Regions from separate parts of the Mus musculus genome. Here all the other regions are linked to region 3. Evidence: chromatin loops called from intact Hi-C (ENCODE). Cell type or tissue: left cerebral cortex. All regions are shown on one strand. Links, peaks and the distances in the headings refer to the core of each region. The heading gives the core; the rest is flanking DNA. Region 1 has its middle 39 kb from the start of Gm41239. Region 2 has its middle 14 kb from the start of 9330188P03Rik. Region 3 has its middle 26 kb from the start of Gm6145. Region 4 holds the start of Spry2 (sprouty RTK signaling antagonist 2). Region 5 has its middle 3.4 kb from the start of 4930449E01Rik. Region 6 has its middle 3.9 kb from the start of Gm35967. Region 7 has its middle 16 kb from the start of 4930449E01Rik.

What was found. Hi-C counts contacts between places; a loop is a spot of excess contacts. Peaks named below come from ENCODE experiments on the same cell type or tissue, not always from the same donor. Only the 100,000 strongest peaks of a DNase experiment are listed, where the experiment ranks them.
Region 1: a loop joins it to region 3, with 7 times the contacts of the local background. A loop is called at or near these places in 2 of 42 quality-filtered maps.
Region 2: a loop joins it to region 3, with 4 times the contacts of the local background. A loop is called at or near these places in 2 of 42 quality-filtered maps.
Region 4: a loop joins it to region 3, with 8 times the contacts of the local background. A loop is called at or near these places in 10 of 42 quality-filtered maps.
Region 5: it touches region 3 in a loop (3-fold over the local background); 2 of 42 quality-filtered maps call a loop at or near these places.
Region 6: it touches region 3 in a loop (5-fold over the local background); 8 of 42 quality-filtered maps call a loop at or near these places.
Region 7: a loop joins it to region 3, with 3 times the contacts of the local background. A loop is called at or near these places in 2 of 42 quality-filtered maps.

What each region holds. Positions count from the first base shown.
Region 1 is chr14:105,781,399-105,785,761 of GRCm38, reverse strand. No RefSeq gene overlaps it. Among named protein-coding and RNA genes, the nearest start is that of Gm41239, 39 kb to the left of the region's middle. In left cerebral cortex, for the core only: no CTCF peak of the experiment used is centred there; a DNase peak (open chromatin) is centred at 2,134.
Region 2 is chr14:105,601,105-105,605,467 of GRCm38, reverse strand. No RefSeq gene overlaps it. Among named protein-coding and RNA genes, the nearest start is that of 9330188P03Rik, 14 kb to the right of the region's middle. In left cerebral cortex, for the core only: no CTCF peak of the experiment used is centred there; a DNase peak (open chromatin) is centred at 2,195.
Region 3 is chr14:105,667,151-105,671,513 of GRCm38, reverse strand. No RefSeq gene overlaps it. Among named protein-coding and RNA genes, the nearest start is that of Gm6145, 26 kb to the right of the region's middle. In left cerebral cortex, for the core only: a CTCF peak has its summit at 2,410; DNase peaks (open chromatin) are centred at 1,670, 2,328 and 3,755; H3K27ac peaks cover 3,654 bases.
Region 4 is chr14:105,893,231-105,897,593 of GRCm38, reverse strand. Spry2 (sprouty RTK signaling antagonist 2) reads left to right here and starts at 775. Exons shown (of 2, transcript NM_011897.3): 1 at 775-1,006; 2 at 3,793-4,363. The coding sequence starts at 3,844. In left cerebral cortex, for the core only: a CTCF peak has its summit at 2,445; DNase peaks (open chromatin) are centred at 1,360, 2,388, 2,911, 3,801 and 2 more places; H3K4me3 peaks cover 4,000 bases; H3K27ac peaks cover 3,919 bases.
Region 5 is chr14:105,493,215-105,497,577 of GRCm38, reverse strand. No RefSeq gene overlaps it. Among named protein-coding and RNA genes, the nearest start is that of 4930449E01Rik, 3.4 kb to the left of the region's middle. In left cerebral cortex, for the core only: no CTCF peak of the experiment used is centred there; a DNase peak (open chromatin) is centred at 2,217; H3K27ac peaks cover 82 bases.
Region 6 is chr14:105,730,052-105,734,414 of GRCm38, reverse strand. No RefSeq gene overlaps it. Among named protein-coding and RNA genes, the nearest start is that of Gm35967, 3.9 kb to the right of the region's middle. In left cerebral cortex, for the core only: a CTCF peak has its summit at 1,789; DNase peaks (open chromatin) are centred at 2,768, 3,156, 3,400, 3,807 and 3 more places; H3K4me3 peaks cover 1,329 bases; H3K27ac peaks cover 3,920 bases.
Region 7 is chr14:105,480,252-105,484,614 of GRCm38, reverse strand. No RefSeq gene overlaps it. Among named protein-coding and RNA genes, the nearest start is that of 4930449E01Rik, 16 kb to the left of the region's middle. RefSeq lists an enhancer at 1-2,442. In left cerebral cortex, for the core only: no CTCF peak of the experiment used is centred there; DNase peaks (open chromatin) are centred at 768, 1,157, 1,447 and 1,753; H3K4me3 peaks cover 691 bases; H3K27ac peaks cover 720 bases.

The DNA of each region.
Region 1 (4,363 bases), core at 237-4,236, 110 kb before region 3:
GCACCTATGTGTGTGTGCATGTGATGTGTGCATGTGAGTGTGTGCATGGCTGTGCATGTGAGTGCAGGTGACTGAGGATGCCAAAGGCATCAGATACTCCTAGAGCGGTTATAGGCCGTTGTTGGGTGCCCAGCATTGGTGGTGGGAACCGAATGAGGATCCTGGAAAAGAGCAGCACACACTCATAACCCCTGGTACCTCTCCAGTCTGTTTTGTTTTTCCTTATAAAAATGACATTTCTTAACACTGCTTTTACTTCTTTCAAAAAAAAGGAAGATAGGGTCATGATGTGTTGGTGCACATGTGTGTGTGTGTGTGTGCTTGTGCATGTGTGTGTATATGTGTGTATGTGCATGTGTGTGCGTGTGTGTGCATGTGTGTGTATGTGCATGTGTGTGCATGTGTGTGTGTGCATGTGTGTGTATGTGCATGTGTGTGCATGTGTGTGTGTGTGCATGTGTGTGTATGTGCATGTGTGTGCACGTGCATGTGTGTGCATGTGTGTGTACCAAGCAATTAAAATATGAGCATGTATTCTGCATTAAAGCCACTGAAGTCTTTTTGTTGCCTTACTACATAAGCAAAGGCATATTGGTTATTAGATTAGAAATTTAGTATATTGCTTATTAGATTAGAAATTTAGTTCTTGCTTCATATATTTATTTTGCTTACAGAGACTAAAGCGATATCACAATTGAGAGAATAAATATTAAATGTAGGTTAGAATATCTTAGAATTTTAGGTTAAAAGAAAAGTTCAGTCCAGAGAGGCACACCTGACATTGTAACACTGAGGAGGCTGAGAGAGGCACACCTGACATTGTAACACTGAGGAGGCTGAGACCAGACGATTATGAATTCAAAGCCAGCTTGGGGTGCATAGCGAAATATTATCTAAAAAACAACCAAACCAAACCAAACCAAACCAAAAAGAAATGAAACAAAACAAAACAAAAAACATGCAAATAAAATACCCTGACCAAAACCCCAAAAACCCAACAAAAGAACGACTGGTAACAACAAACCCAACCCAAACCACAGATAACAGCAACAAAACCCACTAACAACAAGAGATTTCTTGATCTATAATATATGACTTTGTAATATTAAAATAATTGGTCTTTTTGCAACACAATTGTCCAGAGTTATCTTAACCATCTATTTCCAACACCAAAAACTAATGTTGGGAGATAGGGATACATCTCAGGTGATAGAGCACTTACTTAGTATAAAGGAAGTCCTGGGCTTGAACCCCCTAACTTATCAACCAAGTTATCCCAGCACGTGGGAGGTGGAAGCAGTTGGATCCCGAGTTCAAGGTCATCCCTCAGCTACCTAATGATTGAAGGCTAGACTGGACTACGTGAGACCTTGTCTTTAAAAAAAAATGTACAGAGAAAATGTACTGTTAGGTTTTTTTTCCCCTCAACTCTAAAATGGGTGAAATTTCTCTGGTTTCCCCCTTCAGGAACCCTGCGATGTCTGCAGACCTCTTCCAGGAGTAGCAAATGAAGCATTCAAACTATGCTGAAGACCCTATTCAATAAGGACTCAGAGTTCACTCATTTAATAAATACGTAATTTGTATAACTTTGATTAGAGGTTCATTTCAAATGAAAAGCATGCTCAAATGACCTTTCTGTTTCTACATGAACACTCCATGAAAACTCAGCATTAAGATGTCTGTCTCAATCAAAGAAACAAAAAAAGATGTCGGTCTCATGTTTACTTGATGGTAAAATATGTTATCAGTTTTAATTAAGAGATTAAGGAAGTGAGCTACTCCACTAACATCTTGATTCCATATTCAAAAACTTCCATATTTATTATTCTTTAATATTTTGATTTTAGTATTTTTAACGTAAGTCAGTTGATCTAGTCTGTTGAAATGTGTTTGAAAATATATATTTACATACACATGCATCTGATTTACAGGATCAAGTAGGTCATTGTTATCATATTTACCCTGCACAGATATGTAAAACAGTATCTGTCATTCTGGGCCCTTTTGCACAGAGTCTCAATGAATGCAAGAAGAGCTTTGCTGAGGAGACACACATGTGTCCTATTGAGCTACAGGGGTAACATTTTCTAGGGGAAGTGAAGATGTTCTTTTTTTCAGCTGAAACTGAAAGAAACGTAGGTAGAAAGTGGGAGGTATAATTACGTGGTTTCGAGTTTTGTCAGGGTACTGGGATTCTTGCTTTTTATTTTTAAAAGATGTGCGAAAGAGTTTTTAACTGTACAAGGTGCACCAGGAACTTTGTTCTTTTCTTACCTTTTCACACTGCACGTTTGCCTAAGGCCCTTTAAATTGAAACTTTTCATCAGGCAAGTGAGGCATTATGTTAATCTCACCTATAAAAATATTTTGGGGGCCTGTGTTCAATCCCCATGACCCACACAGTGGAAGAAGACAATTGACACCAGGAAGTTGTGCTGATCTCTACACATGTGCCAGAGCACATGTCAGTATACGTACAACCCCCCCCCCCCCAACACACACACACATGAGCATGCAGAACAAACAGCAACAAAGTATATTTTTTAAATAAAACTCTCTCTTTTCTCAACACAAATGGCAAGGGTGGGTTCTATCCTCGCCCGAGGCTCTTCTGTTCCATTTGAAATTAATGCAGAATCCACTTCAGAAAGACAGTTGCAAGTTTCCTTAGAGCTAAAACATCCCCTTCATTTCATTACAGGGACAAACACCCCTGAAAAGTCAGAATTAGCAGAATAAGGAGATGACTCCATAGGGTTCTCAGATAAGACCCAGGCTTCTGCCTATGGGGAATCAGATCTCCCGGCTCTAACACTGACCTCAGCCCATTGAAACAGAGGGAGTACCCAGTGCGTGATAATGATTTACAGTCTTCTCTCAATCTTAAATCTGGAACATAGTGGAATAGACTAGGAGCAGAAGAAGTGGGAGCCTTATGAAGAAACACAAATTGTAGTCTGTGAGTAGCTTTGTGTAGCACGCTACGCAGCTTAGATCTGTGGCAAAGAACAAGGAGCCTTAAGGGTTTTAATCAGTGCAATGGCTAGATGTCATTTGTGTCTTGGAAGTCGGCCTCTGGTTACAAGGAAGAGGAGGATATAGGAGAGAGGCTGGAAATAGCCAACACCACCTTTGAGGCTCCCCTGTCTCCTTTAAGGAAGCATAGCCTCAATAGGATGATTATTTACTTGCTCTACGCTTCTTTCATGCCCTATCGTTGTTTGAGAGAAGTAATAGTCCTGACAGAAAATGGCAATAAACTTCTAATTGGTTGTTGTTGTTGTTAAGGCTCCTGCTGCTTTTGTTGCTGCTGCTGCTGCTGCTGCTGGTGGTGGTGGTGGTGGTGGTGGTGGTGGTGGTGGTGGTGGTGTGTGTGTGTGTATGTGTGTGTGTGTGTGTGTGTGTGTGTGTGTGTGTGTGTGTGTGTGTATGATGTGACAGTGTTTCTCTGTGTAGCCTTGACCTAAGACTCACTTCATAGACCAAAGTGGCCTCGGACTCAGAAATCCTCCTGCACCTGCCTCTCAAGTTCCGGGATTAAAGGTATTATAAAATAATATAGTTAAATAATTAGAACAATCCCATAACCCCTAGTAGGGTTATAGGATTATTATTTAGTGAACTAGAAGCAGGAATTGAAATTTTACCAAGCAAAGTGAGAAGAAAAAAGTTCAGAACCAGATGGTTTTAGATTAGCATTCCATCAGGCTTTCATAGATGAGTTAACGCCAATACAATTCTAATTAGTCCACAAAATAAAAACAGAGGGAACATTGTCCAATTTATTTTATGAGGCCACAGCTGCTGTGATATCCAAACCATATGAGGACAAAGAACTATGGAACAATTTTTCTTATGAACATAGATGCACAAATTCTCAATAAAATACTGGATAACCAAATCCAAAAAGACAACCCACCATGATCAAGTAGCCTTCATCCCAAAGATGGAGGGATGGTTCAACCTGCACAAATCAAAAAATGAAATTTACCATGTAAAGAAACTGAAGCAGAAAAAAAATACATGATTATCTGGTTAGATGCAGAAAAAGCCTTTGAGAAAATCCCAAATCTCTTCATGATAAAAGTTCTGGAGAGATTAGGGATACCAGGGACATAACTTAGCATAATAGAGGCTGTTTACAGCAAGCCCATAGCCAACATTAACTTAAATGGAAAGAAACTCAAAGAAATTTCATCAAAATCAGAAAAATGCCAAGGTTGTCCTTTCTTTCACATCTACCCAATATAGTACGAGAGCAATAAATAAGTCAACTAAAGGAGATCAATGGGATACAAACTGAAAGGAAAGAAGTGAAAGCATCCTTACTTTTATATTATATGATATTATAGATTATCAT
Region 2 (4,363 bases), core at 154-4,153, 66 kb after region 3:
GCCATCCTTCGTCAGAGCTGAGAGTTTAATTCCTACTTGTAGTTAGGAACAACTCAAAAATAGCTTCTCTTTACAAAGGAAATGCAGCTTAGCCCAACTCTGAGAGTTGACATCACCATTGCCATAGGCTACAGTGGGCTCAGTGTGGGTCACACCTTCTCAGAATAAGTGACTTGAGGGACAATGTTATCTCGCTGACCCTCCCAGTACTGCTGATAATCCTGATTGGCATGCAAAGGAGAGAGAGTTCAGGGTTTGGATGAACAAGACGGCTTCCTATGTGCTACACTACTTATCAGCTTTTGATTCATAGCTTGTCTTTACATTTTTCGATTCCATTTATCCATTTATTTATGTGTGTTCGCACCTGTGTTCACACATGCATGCCACAGAATATGGAGTTTAGAAGACAATTTATAGAATTCAATTCTCATCTTCCACCATGTGAGTACCAGGGTAGAACTCGGCTAGGCAGCCAAGCTTGGCAGCTAGCTCCATTGTGTACTGAGCTATCTTGCCAGCTCTGTAATTTGTGTTTTATTAACCTAATATTTCAGTTAACAGTTAACTATCTGTTAGGAAAGTTCCAAACTGTTTCCTCCATTCTCCCTGTGTTTATAATTTTATGTATTTTTTGTAAGTTATCAACTGCAGTGAAGAAATCGTTTCGTTTTTTTTTTAAAGAAGTGAGATTAATTTATTATCTTATAGAAGTTGGAGTTATCTGTTAGTGGGGAAATAATAGGGTATCCTAAATTGGCTATCATTTAGCATGAGTCACCGTAATGGAAGACTATGCCTTTAGAGCAGGACCTTGTACTCTCTGCGATCATTCCCATCAGGAGGAAGACGCAGTCAGGACTCCTCAGGACTCCAGGGGAATGTTTGAATTTCCTGAATTTTTTTGTTCTTAATGCCTAAATGTCATGTGTAAAAGAATTAGGGATGAAAAAAATAATCATGATTATTCAAAGTAACTCTATAAGAAGATAATGCTAGACATTTCAACGTAGCTTTCAAGACCACCTTATATGGCTGCACTCTTCTGCTATACCGGATGACAGTTACAACCACCATGCATTTACATCTGAGAGCACAATTGGGCTGTATGGAGTGTTTAATTGTCAGACAGATGTTGTCATACCTGTGGTTGGTCAATTCTTTACATTTTTATCTTGTGTATATATATGTGTGTGCATTTTCATGCGTGTGCTCATGAACAGGTATGTGAGCCTTCTGGAAGCCAGAGGACACCATGGGTTTTGTTCCTTGGGCACACTCTACCTTTGTTTGCTGAGACTCTCAGTGGCCTAGAACTCTGCAGGCAGGGCAGACTGGCCAGCTAGTGAGCTCCAGGAATCCACTGGCCTCTGCCTTCCTAGGACTGGGCTTATAAGCCACTATGCCCTGCTTCTTTATGAGCTCAGGGACTCAAACTCTTCATACCTGCAGGGCAAGCACTTTACCAACTGACCTATTTCTCTAACACATGTCCCATTTTGTAAACATTGGGAGCACAAAGTACTTTGTGAGAACTCACAAAGGGAAAGCGTAGAGGTGTTTTTAGTTTTAGTTACTGAAAATTATGCATATCATTACAACTTACTTTCATGTTAGCTTTAGACGTGGCAGTTATACATTTGTGGGTTTTAAATATCGACTTTTTTCTTACATGTTCTTTAATCTTTTCTAATTCAAATGTCATCTTTAAAAAATATTTTAAATGGTCACATTTTAGGTTGGATTTAGACAGCTGGTGCCTTCATTAAGCAATCTCAAATATACAAGTATTTGTCTGGTTTGAAATGGAAACAAAGTTTTGAGCCTTCTCCTATGTTGTTTTCCACTTAGTTTGAAGGAATATAACATTAGCAAAACTCTTACATTGGTGTGAAACCACAGTAGGATTAAGAAGGTGCTGGAGGAGGCAGGTTCCCAGGGCTCCAGACTAAAAGGTCAATAAATAAATCCGCCTGGAATAAATCAGAAATATGGTGCAAGTTAATTCAGGCTTCCTCGTTCAACTCCTTAAATAACCAGAGAAATAGCAAGTACCTTGAGTGGAAGTGGATTTGTTTAAGCTCTTGCTGCAGGTTCCTCTCCAAGAGAGGCGTGCTCTGTGCAGTAAGCTCAAGTGTGAAGCTGGCTGCCTCCACTGAGTTTCTGAAACTGAGTAAATGCATCGTGCTAAGAAGGTGCATTAGTCACATCACTGACAAAATGTGAGACAGAAGCAGCTTCAAGAAGACAGGTTTGTCTTGGCTCAGTTTGAGGGGCCCGTGGGTAGTGGCTGGGAGGCATGGAGACAGGAAGGTGCAGCAGCGAGTATACCACATCCTTCAATCAGGAAACAGAAAGAGACCAGTGCGGCTGCACTGCCAGCTCCAGTATGGTGCCCTTCTCAGTATGGAACCCTAACCACGGAAGAGAGCTACCCACATCTGAGGTGGGTGTCCCCATCTCATTTACGCCTCTCTGAAACACACACACACCCCAAAGTGTATCTCCTGAGTATAACTCTAAATTCAGGGAAGTTGATAATCAAGATTAAACTTAAGGCATTAATAATGATTATCTAAATTTTAGAAGCAATAATGTCAAGAAGTTGTGTTACATGGGAAATGGCATACAACAAACCAAGTGTGTGGTGCACTGTTAAGTAAGATTAATGTAAGCAGAAAGACTAAATGAAGTAGATGGAGAGACACTATTTGGTACACAATGACAAATATCCCTTTCTCTTGGGACCTAGACATTGCTCTGTTCCATAGATACATTACTTTCCATTAACTTTAGTGGGTTCTCATGCATGTATTTCCCTACAATGTGGCATGATATATACAGTATTCTATACTTTGTCTTCTAAAGGTTTAGAGACCTTTCATACCCTAAGTATAGAGTTTTGCATTGTTAGATGGTTCATATATTAATACATTGTCAGCTGAATTATAATTTCCATGTAAATTCCCATTGGTGACATTTTAGCTGTTTAAGTCTTTGACATTAAAATTAATATTCCAGTTGGTCTTCACTATATGCCTAAAAGAAATTTATATATGTTTCAGAAGACCAGCAAATAAATCCCCTGCTATGTATGTATAATCTCTACTTATGAAAACTGTATTAGTTTGAAAGGAGGAGCTGAGAGACTGAGAGGGTCTAGGCGTACCCAGTCCTGTCTTGGGGGTTTAGAGTTCTTGCTAAGAGATCCCCATTTTTCTGAAACACAAATAAAATATAAAATCAGAAAAAAGCATTAAGATGGACTTACAGCTTCATTTGTACAAAAGTTCTAGAATAATGTAGACAGTAAGTCCAGATATTTACACACTGTGCAGTGATCAGGGGGTTGGAACTGTAAACTTGTTGGTGAAGTACTTGACTAGCATGCATGGAACGTGGGGTTTCATTCATCGCTCACAGGAACGGGGTGTGGGGCTACGAAGCTGTAATCCCGGTGCTATGGAGGTGGAGGCAGAGGGAAAGGGAGGTTAAGATCCATCTCCGTTACAGAGCAGAGTTCAGTGCCAGCCTGAGATACAGGAGAGCTAATCTGAGGAAAGCAAAGAAAGAAATAATGACTCAGAGTGGACACCTCAAGGCTTATGGCTGTCATTGCTTGCTTATGATTGGGGATGAACAATGGCCTCACAGGAACTGAAGCAGCAGAGCTACTGGCGTGCACGGCCAAATTTGTAAGAGAACTTTAAGGTTTGTACTGTTCTTTTGCAAATCAGTGTGTGTGTGTGTGTAAGAGAGAGAGAGAGAGAGAGCATACATATACATATATATCTTAGAAATATTATTAATAACTGCTTATCATTTGGTTTTATAAAAATTTATAAATTAGAAAGGATTAGGAAACAAACCTTTTTTTTCCCCCAATTAAATGTAGGTATAGGTAAATATATATTGTTTTAACTAAATGCTACAAAGGTCCTGAAATCATTAAACACAGAGTTACCTAACAATTTACTCGAAGGAAATGGAAATATCCATCTTTATACCCACACCCTAAAAGCTGCATTAATTATTATGACTGCAATATTCTTACTCCTCACCATGCAGAAACAAATTTCAGTCAACTGACAAACAGATTAAATGTGCAATCACCACACAATAGAATGGCATTTGGCCATAAAGTACTAATACGTGGTCCAATGTGACTGAATCTTGAAAACATTATGCTGAACAAGAGGAAATTATTTTGTAGTCTGGAGCAATGCCTCAGTAGTTAAGAGCATATGTTACTCTTTCAGAGGCCCCAAGTTGGATACGCAGTGCTCACATGGGCTGATTCACTAAAGCCTATAACTCTACTTCCAAAGCACTCAATACCCTCTTCTGGCCTCTGTGGGCACTG
Region 3 (4,363 bases), core at 147-4,146:
TCTCTGAATGCATCTTCAGAAGAGAAAGTACAGCACCAAGATAAAAAGGTCCTTGCTCCATGTAGGTCATGTGATGGAGGCCAATAACCAGGCAGTCCTGCTTAGGAGGAGCAAGACCTGTGATACTTGATCCAATCAGGAACCAAGGTTATGAGTTGGTGACTCCAGCAACAGAGTTGGGAAGTCCTGCTCAGAGGCTCAGCACTACGCTCCATCTTTTCTGTGCAGGAATGGGAGGTGCTGCATACCTGAGCCCCTTCTAGGCAGAAGAATGCTAATTCTTGAGACTATCCTCTTTAGGACCCTGTGTGGTGGTTTGAATATGCTTGGCCCACGGAAAGTGCACTATGAGGAGGCCTTATTGGAGGAGGTGTGGCCTTGTTAGAGGAAGTTTGTCACTGTGGAGGCATGGCTTTGAGGTCTCATATGTATGTTTAAGTCTGGTCACTATGATTCAGAGTCTTCTGATAACCTGCAGATGCAGAACCCTCGGCGCCTCCAGCACCATGCCTGCCTAAAAGCTGCCTTGGTTTTCATGGACTGGTCCTCTGAACCTGTAAGCCAACTCCAATGAAATGTTGTCCTTTAAAAGAGTTGCCTTGGTCATGCTGTCTCTTCACAGCAATGGAAACCCTAAGAAGATGGGAAGAGTGAAAAGCAGGTATCTGATTGATTCCTTTTGTTTGTTCGTAGAGGCTTTTCACAAAGACCGTTCTGACTGGCAGAAGTGGATTGGTAAGAATCAGTAATACAGACTGCTCAATGTGAAAGGAACCTTAAAAGGGTGGACCAGGAGGAGCAAGCAAGCAGAGCCTTTGTAAAACACTCCTAACAAATGGTTGAGTATACAACAATCTGTGTAAGAAGCTTAATATGATAAAGAATATCTGGATATAGTCTCTCCAGATATATGCTGTACACACAAACCTGCCATGTAAGCTAGCTGGATATTGAAAGAAAAAAGTGAAATGATGTCATAATTTTGACATTTGCGTATGATCCCCTACCAAAGGCTACACAGCATACATTGTATAATGCTAAGAGCTACAATTCATAAATATATCAACTATAGATAAAATGTTTTAAGAAACAAAACCATGTCCTCTAATGATTTTCTTTGTAAGTATAAAGGAACAGAAACAACAATAAATTAAACTCACAAATTAAAAAGACCAACTAAAGTAGGCAAGACAAGCTGTAGGAAAAATATATTTAAGATATAGATGAGCTTTCTTCTCCTTATTAGCTGAATTCCTTCCCTTCGAGGTTCCAAATAGTTGCCTTAGGAACCATTTATCTGCAACATTTGAGTGAGAATCTCCTAAATATCATGGGAGTTACACTGTTTCCATATTCCATTAGTATCTTCTTTCTAAAGTGTGGTCTCCTATGGCAAGTGTCTTCTGTAAGTGGCATCCCTAGTGTCTAATTCAGCACAGGCTACTCAAGAACGTGTCATTAAGTAAACATTTGAATAAATAAGTTCTGAGGCTGAGGCAGGAGGATTGCCATGAATTCAAGGTCAGCATGAATTACATAGTGAGACCCTTTTCTAAAAGCATAAGAATAGGTCAGGTATTTCCAGTCTCTGCAAAGGTCTGGAATGTTCTACCATCTTGCCCAATCCAGGTAAAATCGGTTTACTGACCACTGCCCCACCCCGACCCCCACGACTTTTACATCCCAAAGCCTTAATGTCAGCTTCTCACTTCATGGTGGCATGGTAGCTAAGACAGGTCTGGTTGTGTTGATCTATTTGTATGGTTATGTCTCAGAAGTAGGACAAAGATGGGAACAGGAGAAAATGACAGCAGTTAAAATTACTATCCTTTCAGATTTGTCATGAGAATAAAAACCCAGCATTATATATATATAACAGTTTAAAAGTTCTAATGTATTATATAGAAAGGTAAATGGTGGATAAATAGATAGAGATCTTGAAAAAATATGTATTCTTGAACTATCTTGTCAAATATACCAAATTTTACCCCAAGACCTCTTTTCATTCTTAACTTTTCAGTACAGAGAATTCTCAAAGTCTGAAAGACAAACACAAATCATAACTTAATAGCAATGACATTAAAATTTTTCCTTACATCTAACCTTGACTAATTCTCACATGGATTTCAGAAATATGAATAATGTCTTCATGCAATTCAGGCAGGCACAGAAAATAGGTGCCATTATTTCTGTTCTAATGACAGATTTTGAGGTTAGGGTGACTCATGAACAGCTGAGCAGCCAGTCAGTAGAAGAAACCAAAATAGCACGGAAACGCCTCCATTCCCACCCCACGCTCAAACCTCGGCTCAAACCTCGAGTGCACCCTCCGCGGGAGATGAGGGAAGCGTGATGCCTATGAAGAGCTTCCTGCAAGTTAATGAGCTGAAGCTATCCCTGGTGGCCATCCCTGAGCGCAGCGCACTCTCAGACAATCTGGCAGGAAGAGAGGGGAGAGAGAGGCAAGAAAAGCAAGCCCCTGCCCAGCCAAGCTCGATTGGTTTTAGGCAGGAGGCTTCATTTATCTTGAGCTGACTCATTTTCAAAAATCCTAGCTAATCAGAATTAATGTGCCCCGGCCAAGGTAACCCTGAAATGAAGTCTATTTGGTAAATGAGATGGGTTCACTTCAGCCTGCTTGACTCTGAAGGGAAAAACCAACCAAATAAATAAACACAATTTTTATGAGAGAGGGTTCTGTATGCACAAGGAAAGAGTAGTGAGGAGTGCTTTCCTAGTAAGATCTGTACCTAAACTATTTTTTGCAAATAATTAAAGTAGAATATAGCGGATAGAAGTCTTTGATGGTACAAAGGGATTAATTGGAGGACTTCTTCTGGAGCTTCATAGAATTCTCAGAATAGTTAAGGAACTTAATGGGAAATGACTTTAATCTGTTTTTTTTTAAATCTGTCTTATAATACAGACAAAATGGCCTTAAGTAGAGGGATCAAAACGTAACATCTGTAAGGTGTTTTAATAAGTTCAGATGCACTTGTCCCTCCACCATCCAATTCAAATACTAATAATGTCCGGTGCAAACACGGGTTTCCAGGACCCACAGCTATGCTCCTTCGCACCTCCGCTGGAGCTGGAGGGAGGCTTGCCTACCTTTCTGACTGAGGCTGCCTTTATGATTCTAACAGGCTGGATCCTAAGGGTCATTTAACAACTAGTTTTCTCTACACTGAGTCCCTTTTCTTGGTGCTGCTGCCCACTGCAGCCCACACTCACAAACACAGGAAAAGCAGAGGTAGAGAACCTTTGCCTCCTGCACTGTTCCTTCCCACCCCGTCCTTCCATCCCGCACAACTGGCTCCTCCATCTGCACATCACTGATCCAACTCAGGTCTGTCTGTTGTGTTATCAGTTCCTGGTATTTTCTTTATTGTCATTAATCTTACTATCCCCTGATATTAAACCTGTACAAGCTGTCTTGACGTTTCCGAAAGATACTCTTTATCTCCAGTGAAAAACAAATCCAGATCAAATCATCTATGCCACTGGATGTGAGGAGAAAAACGTAGGAATAGAGAGATACTTCAGTGACACAATGTAACCCCGTTTAAACTCACATGTCCCTGTACATGTCCCTGAGTCTGATACAAAAACTTTAGTTAAAACAGGAAGACTGATGACAGGCAAGGCTAGAGAAATCTCTTTACTCCTCCTGTGTGTGTGTGGGCATCCGAATCCCACAGTTCTGCAGATTTAGAAGGTTCTGTTTGACGGTGATTAGAGTTTTTGGTGCATTGGTCACAGACCTTGTACACAGCACGTTTCTCAGGGCATTGTGATCTCAATTCCTTGGGTGAACTCAGACAAAATATTTCTAAGGTAAACTTTTCATAGGAGAATTTGAAAAGTGTGACACTATTTCAGGGCAATGTGGCAGGTTGGGTTGGATGGCATCCAGGAGTCCCACAGTCTGTGTATTTGATATGCACAAGAGGGACTGGTCTAGAACATTTCCTTATCCTGTGGACTAATGCAACAGAAAATGTTTCCATGGCACATTGGTCTATTTCAAAGCCCCTGTATCCACAGGGTTTGAGAATAATTTATTTCTGTCTGGAAACTATAGGCAATTGTGAATTTTGAACAATGTAAATAATGTTCTTTTAAATGTGACTAAGTTAAGCTCTAAAAATGTGAGTGTATTTGAAGTAGTTCCCTGGAAGTATAAACGTTTGTGTTGTTGTTTGTTTATTTGTTTTTTATTTGTTTTGGTTTTGAGACAAGTCTCATTGTGAATGTCACACTGGCTTAGAATTTTTGTCCCCCTCATCTACCCTTGCCAGTACTGACTTATTATTGTGTCCCATCACCTATAATTTAGAAAAGGGTAGATTCTTAAGACAAA
Region 4 (4,363 bases), core at 273-4,272, 230 kb before region 3:
GGACCCTTTAAGGTCAGTGTTTCCTTGAAACTAGATAAACTGACCCCGCGGCGGCCCGCGCGGCCCCGCGTGACGGCGCCGGGGCTGCAGGAGCGGCTGGGGACGCGCGGGGCGGCGCGGTTGCCCTTTTGAATGCCTCCTGCGGCTCGGAGCGCTGGCGGGCGCTGGAGCGCGAGTGAATGTAGCCCCGCGGAGCCAATGAGCTGGGACCGGATGCGATATATCCTCTGGGACAACAACTGCTCTGTTCCGCCTCGGATCCACATGACGCCATTTACTGCTGCCGCGGCCGCTGCAGAGCTCCCTGCCTCCTCCGGAAAGGCGAGGGCGCAGGCCAGCGGCGCCCTCCCCCCCCGTACCCCCCCCCCCCATCCCCGGCCGGGCCCCAGACCCTCCTCCCCCGCCGCCTCCACCCCCTCCGCACCCCCACCCCCGCCTCGGCTTCGCCGCCGCGCCTCCGCAACGCCCAGTCTGCACGAGCGAGAGCTGCGCGCCGCAGCGCCAGCGGAGGAGAGGGGCCGGCGGAGCGCGCAGCGCCCAGGCCCCCGCGCGCGCCCGGCCCGGCCCTCGGCCCCGCGCCTGCCTCCACTTGGGAGCAGCCCCGGGCCCCCGGGTCTTGGCGAGCTGGCCTTAGGTTCTTTGTAAGGCCGTGCTCGCCTCGCTTTCTCTCATCGACCAGGAAAAAAAGAGACTCGCCAACGTTGCCGCTTCGGCCTCTTGTTCATTGAGAAAAAAAAAAAAAGGAGAGAGAGAAGGGGGGAAAAAGGAAATACTCCGCGTGCGCTTCTGGAAGGGAGGTCATCTATCCCGGAATCCGGGAGGGTTCCAACGGTGGAGGACTGGGTTCCAAAATTTCCCCGTGGTTTTAATCCACCGATTGCTTGGAAGTTGGACTGAAGCAGAGTTTGGAAAGAAGGAAAAAGTTTGCATCAGGACTGGATTTATTTGCACATCGCTGGAAGAAGAGGATTCAAGGGAGAGGGGTTGGTGCAAAGCCGCGATCACGGTGAGGAGCGTTTGGCTTTTCCCCTTCTGGAACCATAGCCGGCCGGGAGTGGGGTCCGGGTTCCTCTCTCCACTAAACCAGCTTGCTTCTCGGGAGCATTAGGGAACTACCCCGCGGATCTCCTTCGCCTAGAACAGGGGTTCGGCCATGGCCGGGCTACAGGGTACGCCTATGCAGTATCCCCCGTCCCACGACAGCTCACTCGTAAGGGGTTTGGGGCGGAGGACCGCTTCACTGCGTTCTACTCCTATCCCTGCATTGGCGACGATTCAGTCGCCGAGAGCTTTAAGGGAGGGAAAACACAAAGTGTTTTCTAGGTCGCTGTTGCAGGCTCTGGCATTGCTAACCTGTTCCTCCATTCGTTTGAAGGCTAAGTTGTAGAAGAGCCATCCTGAGGCGGAGGCGCCTGTGGGGCTGCGGTACTGGGCTTCTCACCTCTCCACCTCACCGGGCCAGGAGACCCGGCAGGCGAGCGGAGGCGAGAGTGCCAGGCGGAGGGAGTCCCCGCCTCTGCCGGGTGTGGACAGTCTAGCCCGGTGCGGGTGGGAGCGTCGCCCAGCCTGGCGCCGCGTCTCTGCGGTTCGGAAGTGCAGCTTTCTCTTTTTTTCCGTTCTTCGTGGTCGGCCTAGGTCACGCTTTTTTTTTTTTTTTTAATATATTTGGACACTGAGGCTGACTTAGCACAGGAAGAGATATCAAGTGGTCGCGATCGTTTTCCATTACCTGAAAGTAGGTGGCAAAATAAAAAAGGCTAGTTTTTTCCCCCCTTCCCTCTTTTGTGTTACTGTTTTTAAGATTTGGAGTCTTAACGCCTTTTTTACAAAGGGGTTTCTGTGTCGGTTTGCCCCACCCTAGTGCTGAAGTCCTTTCCCCCTAATCCTTAGTCTGATCACACACTGTTCTTAATGGGGGTTTCAAAGCACTCAAAGGGGGAGGGAGAGGAACTGGGAGAGCGCAGAAGGGGGGGGGGCTGCATTGGAGGCGGCCAGGGATCTGTAGAAATCAACTTTTTTTTTTCTTCCAAAAGATGCTACTTTGCACAGCAAGCAGGTCCTCACGGAAAAGTTTCCGATCCCCGGGGCTCATAGTTGTGTATGCCTGGCGGGTGCAGTGGGGCTCTGGATGAAGCTATTTTTCTTTCGTTTTAAGAAGTATGTCTTATTCTTTCTGATCTAAAAGGAGGTAGGCGTGTGCAGATTACAGGCAGTGCTTGCTTAGGTCATTGCCCCGTGGAGTCGCTCTGGGAGTGTGGGTGCAAGCTGTGCGCCCTAAGCCCGGCTCTTCCTCGGGCCGTCGGCTTTGGAAACTAGTGAGGACGGCCGTTTTGAGGGCCTTCCCAGAAACACCTTGTGGTGACCTTGCGGCGGGGGGGTGGGCGTGTTAGAGTGGCTCCCCCTCTTGGGGCCGGATGGCAGTTCCTCTTGGGTTGGGGGAAATTTTAGCCGCGGGGGTGGAGGAGGGGAAAGTGTGCTCGTGCCTTTCATGACACGTCCCCTTCGGAGGCGCCCGCGCCCCCTGCCTGCCTCAGCTTCTGCAGATTGTACACGGGAGGGGCCGGGCTGGCCCCTGGACAGCGTCAGTCCGCCTGGAGAAAAGTCCCCCGGGGTTCTAGCTGAGTCCCACCTGCTGGGGACTGTGTGGGGGCGCAGATAGAGCCGATAAACGGGTTGAAAGCGAAGAACAGCCTTGTGTACCTTGCTGTTGGAGGTGAGCAGATCCGGTTTCCAGCTCTGTCTGGTTTGTCACCTGCCTTGTTCGCTGTCCTTTTCCAAAAAGCAGAGGTTGGGTTAAAAAAAAAAAAAAATCCGGTTTTGCTTATTTTCCTTTATTTTCATGTGGACTCGGGAGAGGGGATGGGATGGTACTTAAATCGAAGCATGACTGTAATTTTTAAGTTTACTTGACAGGATCATAGGCTTCCACTGTGACATTTCAGATTCCTAAAACTTTTCTTGTTGCAGTTACTTGCTTTGTGCTCTCGGGTATTTTTCAAGATGAGAAAATCATGGGGTGTTTTTGTGTGTGTGTGTGTGTGTGTGCATGCTTTATTTATTAAAAAATGACTTGTGGTTCGGAACCTAAGGCTAGACGCCTAGGATGTGGGTCTGTAGAATATTTGATGTACAAGTTGTGGTCTTAGGACTTTATTTTCACGTGCTACCTAATGGAATTCGAGATGACTTACTTTAATTATATAACTTTATGCTAATAATATTTATTTAAAACTCCGCTTTAATTGCCCTTGAAATGTTCTTTTTAATCACAGCCGTCCTATGGGATTGGAAAAAGATAGGGATTAGACCACTCACGGTGCAAGTGTGATGTAGAAAAAAAAAAAAAGACTTGACCGATACGTTGTAGGTATTTGTTGGTGTTTCATGTAAAAATGATCGCGACAAACTTAAACCTACTTCAAGATCTGAAGAGTATACCTGTGAAACTGTTGGCAGCAGTTATGCGCCAGCGTTTCCTGACAATTTTTTCATCCGGCCGGAGCCTTCTAAATTGCATGTTTATTTGAGTGAAGCATTCAGTGAATCGGTAGAGCTTAGCTTTGCGTTTCTGCTCTTATTAAGACTGCAGAACTGTCAGGGCCTAGCCTTAATTTTCACTTTTGAGAACATGCCTCGACCATTAGCTGTTCTCCTACCTCAGCCACCACCAGCGCATTTCCAAGTCCCATTTTCTCTAGAGGATGAGGGAAGTGGAAGAGTTGTCAAGTCTGGTGGGTGGAGAACGGGAAGTCTTAGAGTGTAAACCATTTTCTTTCCTCTTGGTTTCCCCAGGAGTTCAGATGTGTTCTAAGCCTGCTGGGGTGAACACACTGCCAAGACCTGATGGAGGCCAGAGCTCAGAGTGGCAACGGGTCGCAGCCTTTGCTGCAGACAGCCCATGACAGTGGCAGGCAGCGCGGGGAGCCGGATCCAAGAGATGCCCTTACCCAGCAGGTACACGTCTTGTCTCTGGATCAGATCAGAGCCATCCGAAACACCAATGAGTACACAGAGGGCCCTACTGTGGTCCCAAGACCTGGGCTCAAGCCTGCTCCTCGCCCCTCCACTCAGCACAAACATGAAAGACTCCACGGTCTGCCGGAGCACCGCCAGCCTCCCAGGCTCCAGCCCTCGCAGGTCCATTCTTCACGGGCCCCTCTGTCCAGGTCCATCAGCACTGTCAGCTCAGGGTCTCGGAGCAGTACAAGGACAAGTACCAGCAGCAGCTCCTCGGAACAGAGACTGTTAGGACCGTCCTTCTCCCACGGGCCTGCTGCTGCTGATGGAATAATCCGAGTGCAGCCTAAATCGGAGCTCAAGCCTGGTGACGTTAAGCCACTGAGCAAGGATGATTTGGGTCTGC
Region 5 (4,363 bases), core at 270-4,269, 170 kb after region 3:
AGTATGCTTATATACTTGTATGAAAATAGCTTTATGTAACACATGACCACGTATCATGACTATACACAAGGAAAAAAGTTTTTATATATGCATATTTATGTATGTATATATAAATGCATACATATATCTATATACACACATACATATACATACACACACATACACACATACACACACACAATGCTGTGGCTAAAGAAATGACTCAGCAGTTAAGAGCACTGGTTGCATATCTAGGGCACCGGGGTTCAATTCTCAGGATCTCTCATGTGAGGTCTGACAGCCTCTTCTGGTCTCCAAGAGCACCAGGCACGTATGTGGTGCATACATGCAGGCAGAACACCCATAGCAAACACAGAAGTGGATGCTCACAGTCAGCTATTGGATGGATCACAGGGCCCCCAATGGAGGAGCTAGAGAAAGTAACCAAGGAGCTAAAGGGATCTGCAACCCTATAGGTAGAACAACATTATGAATTAACCAGTACCCCGGAGCTCTTGACTCTAGCTGCATATGTATCAAAAGATGGCCTAGTCGGCCATCACTGGAAAGAGAGGCCCATTGGACATGCAAACTTTATATGCCCCAGTACAGGGGAACGCCAAGGCCAAAAAGTGGGAGTGGGTGGGTAGGGGAGTGGGAGGGAGGGTATGGGGGACTTTTGGGATAGCATTGGAAATGTAAATGAGGAAAATACCTAATAAAAATTATATTAAAAAAAGAAAAAGTCTATGGGGACCAGGGAGTGGAATGTGATGGTTTGTATATCCTTGGACCAGGGAGTGGCACCATCTGAAGGTGTGGCCTTGTTGGAATAAGTGTGACCTGGTTGGAATGGGTGTGTCACTGCGGGTGTGGGTATAAGACCCTCACCCTAGTTGCCTGGAAGTCAGTCTTCCACTAGCAGCCTTTGGATGAAGACAGAACTCTCAGCTCCTCCTGCACCATGCCTGCCTGGATACTGCCATGCTCCCACCTTGATGATAATGGACTGAACCTCTGAACCTGTAAGCCAGCCCCAATTAAATGTTGTTTTTTTATAAGGAAAAAAAAAAAACACCCATAGCAGTAAAAATAAAATACGTTTTAAAAAGCAGAAGAACATAATTCTGCCACAAAAATCACCTAAGATATCTGGTGTTTATCATCAGTTTGTTCAGAAGCTAAATTACATCCCTGATCTCTACCATCTATTGCATTTAACCTCAACCTCACTAAGAGAAGATTTTGAAAAGCAGAGACTGGTAGAAGAATGAAGAAAGAGGGGAAAGTGGAAGCAGTCGACACACGAGAGAGAAGCAGCACCTCTGTGCAGTGTGAAGGGAGAGGACAGATATGATTCACGCCAAGGTCAGGCGATGTGTGATCACCAAGGACCAGACGGGGAAGAGCCAGAAGAGGGAGGAGCCAGAAGAGGGAGGAGCCAGAAGGGGAAGGCCAATGTGGTAGCGGTCCATGGGGACCTCTTAGGAAGAAAGCTTACTAGCTGTGCCCATAGTGTAGCAAAATGGAATCAAAAGACCTGCTTCATACAACTTCTCTTTTCCTTGAGGTTTCCATGTCTCAAATATGTGTGTAACTTTAGCTGTAACATGCGACACGCAGGTGCTTTTAAAGGATCAAAATGGAATGACAACAGCCATAGAATGGAGAAATCAGAGCAAGAGACCTATCTGAATGTACTATTCCGGCATCAGGAGTCAGCTGTCTGGATTCCCAATCCTACAATAAATGAAGGACAGCTGGAATCTTCACAAAACATCACACATATTCTGCAGAGTGCTGAACCCTGATGAACTTTGTGAAGATCCACTACCACTGGCCTGGCAATCATTTCTCTCTTTCCAGGTGAGTGAACAGGTGAAGAAAACATGAGAAAGAGTGATTGATTTCCTATACTGCCCAAGAAATTAATCGCATATGAGAGTTAAAAAATATGGAAGTACAATATATAATGGTAATCAGGGGGCATATTATCTTGTCTAATTTTAATCAACCCTTGACATATATAAATAGAGATTTAACTAGTTGACTGATTAGTTCTTTTTCAGTTTGTGTGTTTTCAAGTGATTTGTGATCTTTCTTTAAAAAAAAATGTCTTTCTCTCTTTCTTTTACGAATCTCTGGCAAGTTGACATACATATGGTGAACATATGGCCTGCCCCTAATTGATTTAATTCAAAGAGGACCCAGGGGAAAGCTCTGAGCACTATCTGTTTGAGAGCTTTGGGGAGTGTTGATTTCAGAGTGAAGGGTGAAAGTGTGATGCCATCATAGTGGTGCAACTGGAACAGACCCGGCATTACCCACACATGGCAGGGAGCAGCAAGGATATAAATCACTAGGGCAAGTGTGATCCAGCTCTCTGAACTGGCACAGGAGGTTAAAAAAAAAAAAAAAAAAGGTGATGCCTATTTCAAGAAAAAAGTACATATTTTGCTTACCCTGAATTTCCCAGGAGAAAGCACATTGCCTAACTAACAAGCACCCCAAACACACACACACACACACAGACAGACACACACACACAGACACTCACACACAGAGACACACACACACACAGACACACACACACACACACACAGAGACAGACACACACACACAGACACACACACACACAGACACACACACACACAGACACACACACACAGACATACACACACACAGACACACACACACAGACACACACACACAGACAGACACACACAGACACACACACACACACACACACACTTATAAATCAATTTGCCCACATTCCAGAATAGTTCAGTTTTCCTAGTGCATCTCCCACCTGATAGAGATAATTCTGTAGCTAAACTATGGCAGAAGAAGACTTGCTGGCTTGCACTCCCTCCCACAGACTGTTACACACAAAGCCATGTGTATATTGTCTGTTTGCTAGATAACAATCCAGGTGCCAGTAAACCAAAATCAATTTTAGTGGACTCTCTTTACTGTCCTCCTGGTTTGGCTCCAACACTAACGTCAAGTCCCTGCGTTGGCTAGTGATGAACTTGCTCATCTGAAGTCTATTGGAATCTTAAGAAGGGTGACAAGATAAAATTATAAATACATAACACCTGGCCAGAGTCTATTATTGCCTCACTTGCTTATTTATCTTGTGGGTAGGGGAAGAAGGTAACACACGCCACAGTGTACATGCAAAAGTCAGAGAACCACTTACAGCAGTTGCTCCTCTCTTTCTATCACACAGCTTCCGTCCAGGGATTGAACTCGGGTCACTAGGCTTGGCAGGAAGCACCTTTATCCACTGAACCATATTGCTGGTCCCCGTATTAGTATTTTCATGTCAGTAATTTTACATTCAAAGTTCATTTTGCCATGTGCCAAAAACAAAGGACATGACTGATATATCAGTACTTCTGAGCCATGCATAAGAAATCTATAGTTGATAGTCATTTATAAATTATATTTAATATATCATATATTCATAGTTAATATATGTATGAATATATGCACACGCACACATACATGTTATATATCATGAAGATATAAATTATTTTATATATTATAAACATATGTGATGCCTTAAGTTGCATGTTAGACATCATAAATTTAAATATTTACATGTATTTATATGTTATATTTTACTTGTAAAGATGTGCTATATATCATATATGGTATCTTTATATATGTTATACATGTTTTTACACACATATGATTTCATATGTGTACCTTTCAGTTCTTATTTCTTTTGCCTTTGTCTCAACACAATGTCATCAAGACCTTGGATGATCTCCATAAGTGTCAGAAGATAAATAATCTATCTCATCGTGGTAGTTACAACAGTAATACAGCTTCTGTTTACTTCATCTGTGCCAACTCCAGGCCATGATGTAAATATGTTTTCAAATAAGTCCTCTGTCTCGTTTAATCTTGATAATCTCCCTGAGAAGGATCTTGCTATTCTCCAGATCTCAAATTTGGGAGTTGCAGTGTGAAGATGCTAAATAGCGTGTTTCAGAGCAAGTGGTATTAATTCAACATTGGAAAGACCACTGGTACCCAACAGACTCTTCCAGCTGAGTTCAGAAAGTGTGCTTTCAAGATCCAAGCTCTCCTTGTGCCTGAGTTGGTATGACTTTACTCAGTCCTCTGTCCTTTACCTCATCCCTCTCCTGGAAGTAACTTCAAGCATTTTATGTTGATATAGTGAAATAGTAAGAGCCCTATATTCCTAAATAATAAAACAGAGGGGATAGGGGCAGAGACATCTGATTGTGGCAAACCACCACAGCCAAGAACAGAGTGAGAAAGAGCCAGAAAGCATTTCTATGATGTCTTTGTCCATTTTGGTGTGCCTGGGAATGTCTCAGAAAAAAATTACTATTTCTCCCAAATAACA
Region 6 (4,363 bases), core at 75-4,074, 63 kb before region 3:
TGTGACGAAACACCACGGCCAAAGCAACTTGGTGAGGAAGGGTTGGTTTTGGCCTACACTTCCCGATCGATCACTGTTTATCATTGAAAACAGAGACAGGAACTCTAACAGGGCAGGAACCTTGAGGAAGACTGGAGAAGTGGCTCAGAGGTGGAGTGCTTGCCTAAGATGTGAGGGTCTGGGTTCAATCCCTAACTTCAAAATAGGAAAGGCAGGAAAGAAAATATGCCTAAGAGGAGAGATATTTCATCCTTTTTAAAGCTCAATTTTAAAATCGTAAAAACACAAAGAATGAGAAAACTAATAATAAAATCTATTCAACATATTAAATATAGTTATATTTTGATATATATATATTTCAGATAATTACAATTCTAGTCATCACTTGGCCAAGTTTTGTTCCATTGGCAGGGTCTTGGGGAAAGGCTACCTGCAGAGATCTAAAAGAAACCAGAGGTGGAACCCTGAGCCATGCCCCTTCACATGATGGAAAAGGTCTCTCCAGGCTGTGTTCCCAGTACAGGTCCCTCTTTATGTGCCCTCCCACAGGCCTTAGCTGGCCCAAATTCTCCTCTTTTATGAGCATGGAAGGAGCTTGCATGGGTGTTCTGTTGTGACCTTGAAACAAGTTGAGAGTAAAACGTCTTTGCTTTGCTCCACTTTGCTTTGTTTTTCTTTTTCTCCTGCCTGATCGTCAGGGAGCTCTCTGGGTTAGAAGTGTATAAACTTGGTTACATTTTCAGCTACAAACGGCTGGCTGTTTTAGGAGGTACTGACAGCTGGGCTGCAAGGCTGGAGGACTGTGGAAATTCTGATGGGGAAGGTGAAGGCCTGGCAAATGGAAAGCATTTTGGTGGGTCTAATGATTTTGGGAAAAATCTCTGCAAGGCTGGAACATTTTGCCACACGTAAGTGGCTATTTCCTTAGCCTCTTCTGCATTCACTGAGAACTCCGTGTAGCTGACCAGAGACTGAAAGAGCTGCAAAAACAGTCCCAGTGTGGGTTTGTCAAGAGAGATATTCCATTTAGGTTTTCCAAATGTGTTGCATGTAACAAAAGCCTGTATTTCTTTTCATTCCAAAAGAGATCTGCCTCATTCTGGTTCATTTAATTCTTGGAAACATAGTTTTATATGTCCAGAGAGCCCTTTGAGCCTTTGAGAGAGCAAGCAAAGGCTTCCACCCCCCACCCCGCCCCCCTTCTCTGGAAGCAGGAAATAAGTCCTGCCAAATGCAAATGAGCTCAGACTCTAACAGGCAAAGCGTCAAAGCACCGAATGCTACGACATTTTAAGCATTTTGAGAACGCACACGCTTTACACAGCTGACGTTTTGGGGGTCTGGAGAACTACAGGAAGTCACACCGACCTATCTAAAGTTGTCATTTCAGGAATACTAATGTGTCTAGAACGGCCTTAGATTTATGTTAGGAAGTCAGAAGCCCTGCCCTTCCTTTTTTTTAAATGGTGGTTTCAGAATCCTAGGGGACTTTTATCAAAGTCTTCTGCCTCTGGAGTTGTCCGTGTGGTTTTGGAACTACACAGTCTCCCTCTTTGAGTCACAAATCCTAATTGGTCTGACATAATGCTGACCAACTGAAAGATGGCGTGGGCTGTCCTTCCAAGGGTTAACAGAGCTGGTTCCAAAGGAGTGAGGCAACCACAGAAACAGGATAATAAATGTGACACTCTCAGACTATCACCAGCAAATATTTGAGCTTATCAAATAACGGAGGAAGTAGTTTAGTTACAAATAAACCAATCTCTCATAAAACAAGTTTTCACACAGGGTCATTTCATTGAGCTGGAGACAGCTAGAGGCCACTCTAGGCAGAACTCCCACTCTGTGTACACTTCGTAACAGCCTCTCATGATTAATGGACAGCAAGGGGGGGAGGCTGGGCCCCAGAGCTCGCTGGAGCTGGGCTTCCTATCAGCCAAACAGCCATAAACAGCAGGTCAGGATTACTGCATGGGAAGTGCCTGTCCGCTGGGAATGTAGCTGGGTTTGTGTTCACTTCCCCTGCCTGCCTTCTCTCTCACAGCGCGCTCTCTCTTTTTCTCCCTGTATAGCAGAGAGCACCGTGTCCTAGAAACTGTAGTAGATGTCACTGCTTGGCACTTTCTGTGCAAAGAGGACAAGTATGTGGGCTCAGGGGGGTGGCGGAACGCTACTCTTAAAGCCACAGCGACTGCGTTGGCTAGGGGCTGGAGGAGGCTGTTTTTCTGGAGCCTTTGAAATCAGCATTGGCTAAAGCATCTCATTTGGATTCCAGAAAAAAAAGCACAGGCACTGTTTGGGGGTAAGGGAGGGGGGGGGCAGGGAGCCTCTTGTTTCAAAGAGAAATTCTCATCGCGTTTAAGAAGAAATATCAAAAAATATCCTGGCATAATTACAGCAATTCAGCAAGTAAAAAATGAAGCCTGCGAAGCTGCTAGAGTTTTGGATTGTGAATGTTCATTTCTGGTGAAATAGAAATATGTCCATTTCTGAATTTTAATTTGTAGAAAATTTGTTTCATTCCCCTAAAGGATAATAAAAAAATGTGAATTAGATGACACATATGCATAGAAGTATAAAAATAGAAACATTCAGACACAGCACTGCCATTCAGAGAAGGCATTTAATATGTTTTCTACCCATCTTTCCAAAATCTGTTAAAAATAGAATGTTGAGACCTTCACCATATGGGGAATTTTGTACTATTTTTCGATCAGATTCTAGCATAGTCATGGCCCTACAGTGTTAGCCAATGTTTTTGCATATATAGTTTTGGAGTTGAAAAATACTAATTTTTACAGCTTAGATCTCCATAGGGAAGCGTTTGAGAGCCCTTGCCGGTGGGTTCCTGCTACAGAGCAGCGTGTGCTTGCTTTGCTTTTCAGGTGTGTCATTTACCCCAAGTCTATGTGATGAGTTTTGAATAAAACTTGGAGAGGAGAAGGCAGATCTATTATCCTCATAGCTGTCTCATTAGATTTTATATTTAAAACAAACTCTCTGGTGATTGCATTTTCCATGGAGCTGGGAGAGATTCAGAGCTCAAAGTCTCTTGGCTTTATGAAGTACTTAGCTCTGCTAATGCTCTTTCCAAATGCACAAGCCCTGCCTGATACAGTCTCGTTCCTTTAAGGAATGATAATTGCATTGGCCGGCTCCCCTACTTGCCACCTGTGATACCAGCACTTAGATGCACTTTGTTTATATTGGGCATCTTCAACTACTTTTCATAACCATTATCTCTTCTGAGCCCTGGACCTGGATCTATGTTTAGTCATTGTGCCCTTGAGTCAGGATTCACTACAGCCAGTAATTTCTCTGTACCTTACCAACGGTGTTTCTGCTGTCCTCTTACCTAACCCAGACAAAACTTATGTTGGGAATGTGCAAAGAAACAAGAAACATAACGCTCTTATACCTTCTGGAATACTGTGTGATAGTGCCCACTAAGGGTTAAAGCATAGCTGTAGCTGGTGTGTGTGGGTGGAGCTAAGCGGCCTGTGGCTGAAGCCTGGGGCAAGCAGCCTATTTCCAAACAGAGTTCTTTCAGCACTGACTCGCCCTGTCTGGCTGTGTACCTGTAGACTAAAGCCCCCTTTCTATTAGTTTCTTCCCCACTCAGGTTGCTCAACATGTTAACTGTACTTAACAATAAATTGTATTAAAAAAATAGCCAAGGGAGCGTATGGGGGACTTTTGGAATAGCATTTGAAATGTAAATGAAGAAAAGACCTAATTTTAAAAAAATGGCAAAAAAAAAAAAAAAAGAGAAAGAAACACGTCATAGCCTAAACATACAAAACTTATATAATTTTCTAGCACTTTACATTAGTCTTAGGCTGGCATATCTGCTTACCATTCACTCATGTAGGTCTCTTTTATTCCTGTAAGTACTGTTGATGGTAGTTGATTTATACAAGTATACCTCTCTTTTGCCTTTATAGACTTATACAATAACTTTTGCCTATTTTCATGTAATTGTATGCATATGTCTATATCATTGTGTTAAATGTTTTCTATAGTTTTACTAAAATGGTATGCTATGCTGGTTGTTGACCAAGTAAAAATAAGCTAAGCCATATAAAAAAAATAGCCAAAAGAGAGGATTTTAAATGTTCTTACCAACAAACGAATGATAAATATGAGAGGTAAATGGATATTCAAATTAGCTCAAATTGTACACACAAAACATCACCTTATATCCTATATGTAGATGCAGTTACTTGTCAATGAAAAATAAAATCGAAATTAAAATATTTTCTTTAAAGTGACTTTTATTTTGATCATTATATGACTTGTGTTAAAGGGAAGAAAAGAGTTCGAGTCACATCCTGCCGGGTGTGTGTGTGTGTGGGGGGGGGGG
Region 7 (4,363 bases), core at 93-4,092, 190 kb after region 3:
TACAAAGTAATAATCACCAATTGTCTATTGTACTGAAGGTGACAGGAAAATAATTCACTACTCTGCACACAGTCACCTAATGTCTCTTGGAGCTCACTGAATTCATCTTTTTTTTTTTTAATTAGCATCCTTTCTTCCTCTATTGGGGAGTTATCTCTTTTATCATGGCTTTAAAGGGGTCAGTTTTGAACATGAATGTAACACAGCTCCTGTGAGGTAGGAACTGGCTGCTGAGTCACCTGGCCACCAGAGCACCTTGAAAACGAACTTACAGGTTTGAAAAATTCCTGCCCCAGGTTTTACACAAGATAGTCTGTAATTCGAGATTCCCCCAATGACTGCACAAACACATTTAGTACATTCAGAAACATACCACTGAGAGATACTACTGAGAAGGCCACCACTCAGGGAGTAAGAAATAAATGTTACTTAAATTTGTATTTAAAATCACTATAACCAATAATACGATATCCCACAGAATTGTTGGAGCTAAGTTTATACAACTGGAACAATACTTCTATTCTTAACATATTCTACTTAAACCATCCTAGCTTGAAGCCTAAACCAGAAACGATTACAGCAATCTCACATATTTATAAGATAATTTCACGGATTGGCTTGTTTTTGAAAAAATAATGGGGTAGCGTGATAACTGTATGAGAATCCAGGCACATAGGTTTTTCCTTATACACGTGATAGCCAAGAGAATGGAATGTGTGCGTCAAGCCTGACACTCTCATGAGTATTCTGTCCATAAACAACAGCTTACATTGTTTGGAGAACAAGAAGATTTTTTTTGAAACACGGGGCTAGGCATAAGAACATTGTAAGTCAAAATAAAAAATCCATCCTGAGTTGTCAAAAAGCCCAGAGTCTGATACACGCCGATGGCAACATTTACAGCCCATGCATGAGTAAATAGACTCGCCAATTCACATCCACAGGCACGCACCGATACCCCAGACCAACGTGGGCACAGGCGGCCCTTTATGTCTACCCGGACTTGGCTTTTGCAGCTGCCCGTTTTCTCAGTGTTGTCTCCGGGGCAGTTTCCTGTTGCCATAGCTGATGGCCTGCCCACGCCTGCCTGGGCCTTTCAAGTGTCAACACTCCCAGGCCTGCTGCAGTGGTCAAATGCTTGTTAATGAGATATAGCAGCTGGGTAGGGGTGAACCGCTGAGAGGGATAAAGGAAGACCGCTGGTGCAGGAAGCGATGCCTTTTGAATCTTTTCAGCAGGGTGAAAGCTTTCAAATCAAAGCGGGTATGTTGTATTCATTAATAAACCCGAGTTCCCATGCAGTCACATTAAAGCCAGCAGTTTAACTTTGAGCCAGACAGGTGAATTTCCCCCTCGATTTTACCCCGAAAGACAATAAAGACGAAAACAAGGCTTTAGCGTGGGACAAAGGCGCACTTCCTCATCTGCGGGGCTGACCAGACTGCTGAACCAAACAAGGGGCTACTTGCTTTCTTTTTCAATTTATCCCTTTGTCCGTGTATTTGTGTGCGCGCGCGTGCACGCCCGTGTGCATGTTGCAAAGCTCATAGCAACCACTCTTGGTTCTCGGGTTCAGCATTTTGCACACACACACACACACACACACACACACACACACACACACACACACCTTTTAAAACCTATCAAAAACAGAATTAACAACTTAACAACTACTTGTGAGGGAAAAAACTACACGGGCATGAATATGGGGTCATATGGCTACTGGCTCAGATGAAACCTAGCTGTGCATCCCCACCCATCTACCCCCACCTCAACCTATTACTGGGACAGTTTCTCCAGGAAGCTGTGGGAGGTGACAGCATCATGAGACAGTGCTAACAGCTGGGAGAAGTCAGGAGAAGAAGAAAGAAAGAAAGAGAGAGAGAGAGAGAGAGAGAGAGAGAGAGAGAGAGAGAGAGAAAGAAAGAAAGAAAGAAAGAAAGAAAGAAAGAAAGAAAGAAAGAAAGAAAGAAAGAAAGAAAGAAAGAAAGAAAGAAGAGACATCTACAGCTTAACTGACAGGGTTACCTTTAAATTCCTTTGCTAGGAAATTGGGCCCAGAGGCAGTTTTACTAGGTTAATAAACAGTATCAGAGATGAATTATCTATTTTTGGGATTGGCTGGAAAATCCAGTATCAATGATGTGATTTTAGAAGCAGGGATGTGTATATTAGACCAAACACATACATTATTTCTCTGTTACCATTTTTCTTCACAATCTTATTGATAAACTAATTGGTAAGGCTTATCTAATACTGTAAATAAAAGATCATACCTATATATTATCCTAATTATCCCAATTTGCAACTGCAAGCAATTAAGAAATTAAGAGAAGAGGCATTCTTTAAAGCTCTCCAGTTTTTAAATTTTCATAAATTATTTTAAGTGTTGATTCTTAAGAGGTCTTCCTAATCTAATATAGGAAGAAAGTGGAAATGCCATTTATTGGGTACTATAATGTATCAGACATCAAACTAGATTCTTTAACACGAATACATACCCATATATAAATTTATATAAATATAAAATATACATAAACACATGCGTATGTAGATAGATAGATAGATAGATAGATAGATAGATAGATAGATAGATAGATGTATATATCTATAACAGGCTCTCAAGGAGAGGGAGATGGCTCAGTGGGTAATGAATGTGCTTGCCTCTCAAACAAGAGAATCTGAGTTTAGGACCCATGTAAAAGAAGCTGAGTGTAGTGATACATGCTTGCAATCCAAGCTGTAGGGAGGCACAGCTCACTGGTCAGCTAGTTTGGCCTACACAGTGAAGGCACAGGACACTGAGAGAACTTTTCTCAAGGGGAAAAAAAATGAAAGGCATTTGAGTGGCACCCAAGGATATCTACTTATCTCTACCAGTGCAAGCACGCATGCATGCACGCACGTACCAGCAGACAGACATACCTGAATCCCTTAACACACACACACAAGCACATAGACATGAAAACCACACAGACCTGCACCAGCATTCATAATGCTGTGACGTCTTTACTGATCAAGACCCTCCGTTGTGGAGAGCTCACATCAACTCCCCAAGGCTGTAAATGACAATCAAATTTCACAAGCACATTTGCCTTCTTCTGTTTTATGTTTTGCCTTTTGGTTCTCTGGCTGGACTGTTTTTGGCTATCACCCCTACCTACTGGTAAGGTCGGACAAAGAGAAGGAACCCCTTCACCATGTCCGAATTCGGTGTTGTCCACAAGTGTATCTGTGAGGGTAGTAGGTTGAGTGCATATTTGGGGGAGGGTAGTGCACGATTAAATAAATCATCAGAAAAATCTAAAAAAAAAAAAAAAAAAAAAAAGGAGCTGCCTGGTTTCCATGAAGCCTTCATTTCTTTTAAATTTAACAAAGATGTTTCTGTGAGGTATGTTTGTTTACATTCCGGAATTTAAGCAGTTCCCTGGGGTTAAGTACCTTTAAAGCTCCCAGGATGAGATTAGGACAAGGAATCCGAAGGGGAAGAGGCTAGTCTGGGAAAGTCCTTGATGAGAATCTGCAGCTTCTCCCTGCTCTTCATTCGGACCCAGCTTCTCTTCATAGCCACACTGGCGTCTATGTGCCTGCCTTAGGAACACGCACCCAGATACTTTCATACGGGTCTCCACCAGTTCTTTCCTCCTGCTCAGGGTCGGCCTGTATTCCACTGCCTTTGAATTTACTGGAGTCTAGTTGTTCCCTAGGAGAGCAAAACCCCAAGCATGCACAACCATCGAAGTACCTGTGTAAAACAAGAACCCTTGCTCCCTAAAGCGCACGTGCACGGAACGCAAGCTTGGCATTTGGGTCACTCCTGTTTCGTTCTTCCCTTTCTGCCACCCTCATATTGTCTCCTCTTTATGCCATGTTTTCTCGTTTATTGACTTTTTTTTTCATAAAAAAATATTTCAAGTGACAAGTAAGTAGCCCCTTCTCAAATACAACCTGCAACAACATGCCTGGATTACATTAGAGAATGCCTGAGGGTATCCCTAAAACCAGTGTGTGAACAGTCGACCTGACAGCAGCTAGGACCCCGGTGAGAGAGCTCCAGTTACCTAACTCCCCCAAGCTAATCAATGTAATCCCCATGACAGCACATTGTCAGACTCCAGGAACCTGCAGCCACCCTGGCAGGAGGGGGTGACCAGAGAGAGTCACCAGACTGCCCAACCCTTTGCTGTCAGCCCTTGACAAGATATGCCCTCGCCTCTGGCTCTGCTTTCAAACACTGAGAACCAGGAGGTCTTACAGAGGCAGACAGCTTAGATTTCGTAGAGCAAGTAAGTAAGCTTAACATGGAGGCAAAACCAGAGCGAAACCACAGAAAGAGATCAACAGCCAGTGTCCAAACCCCAGG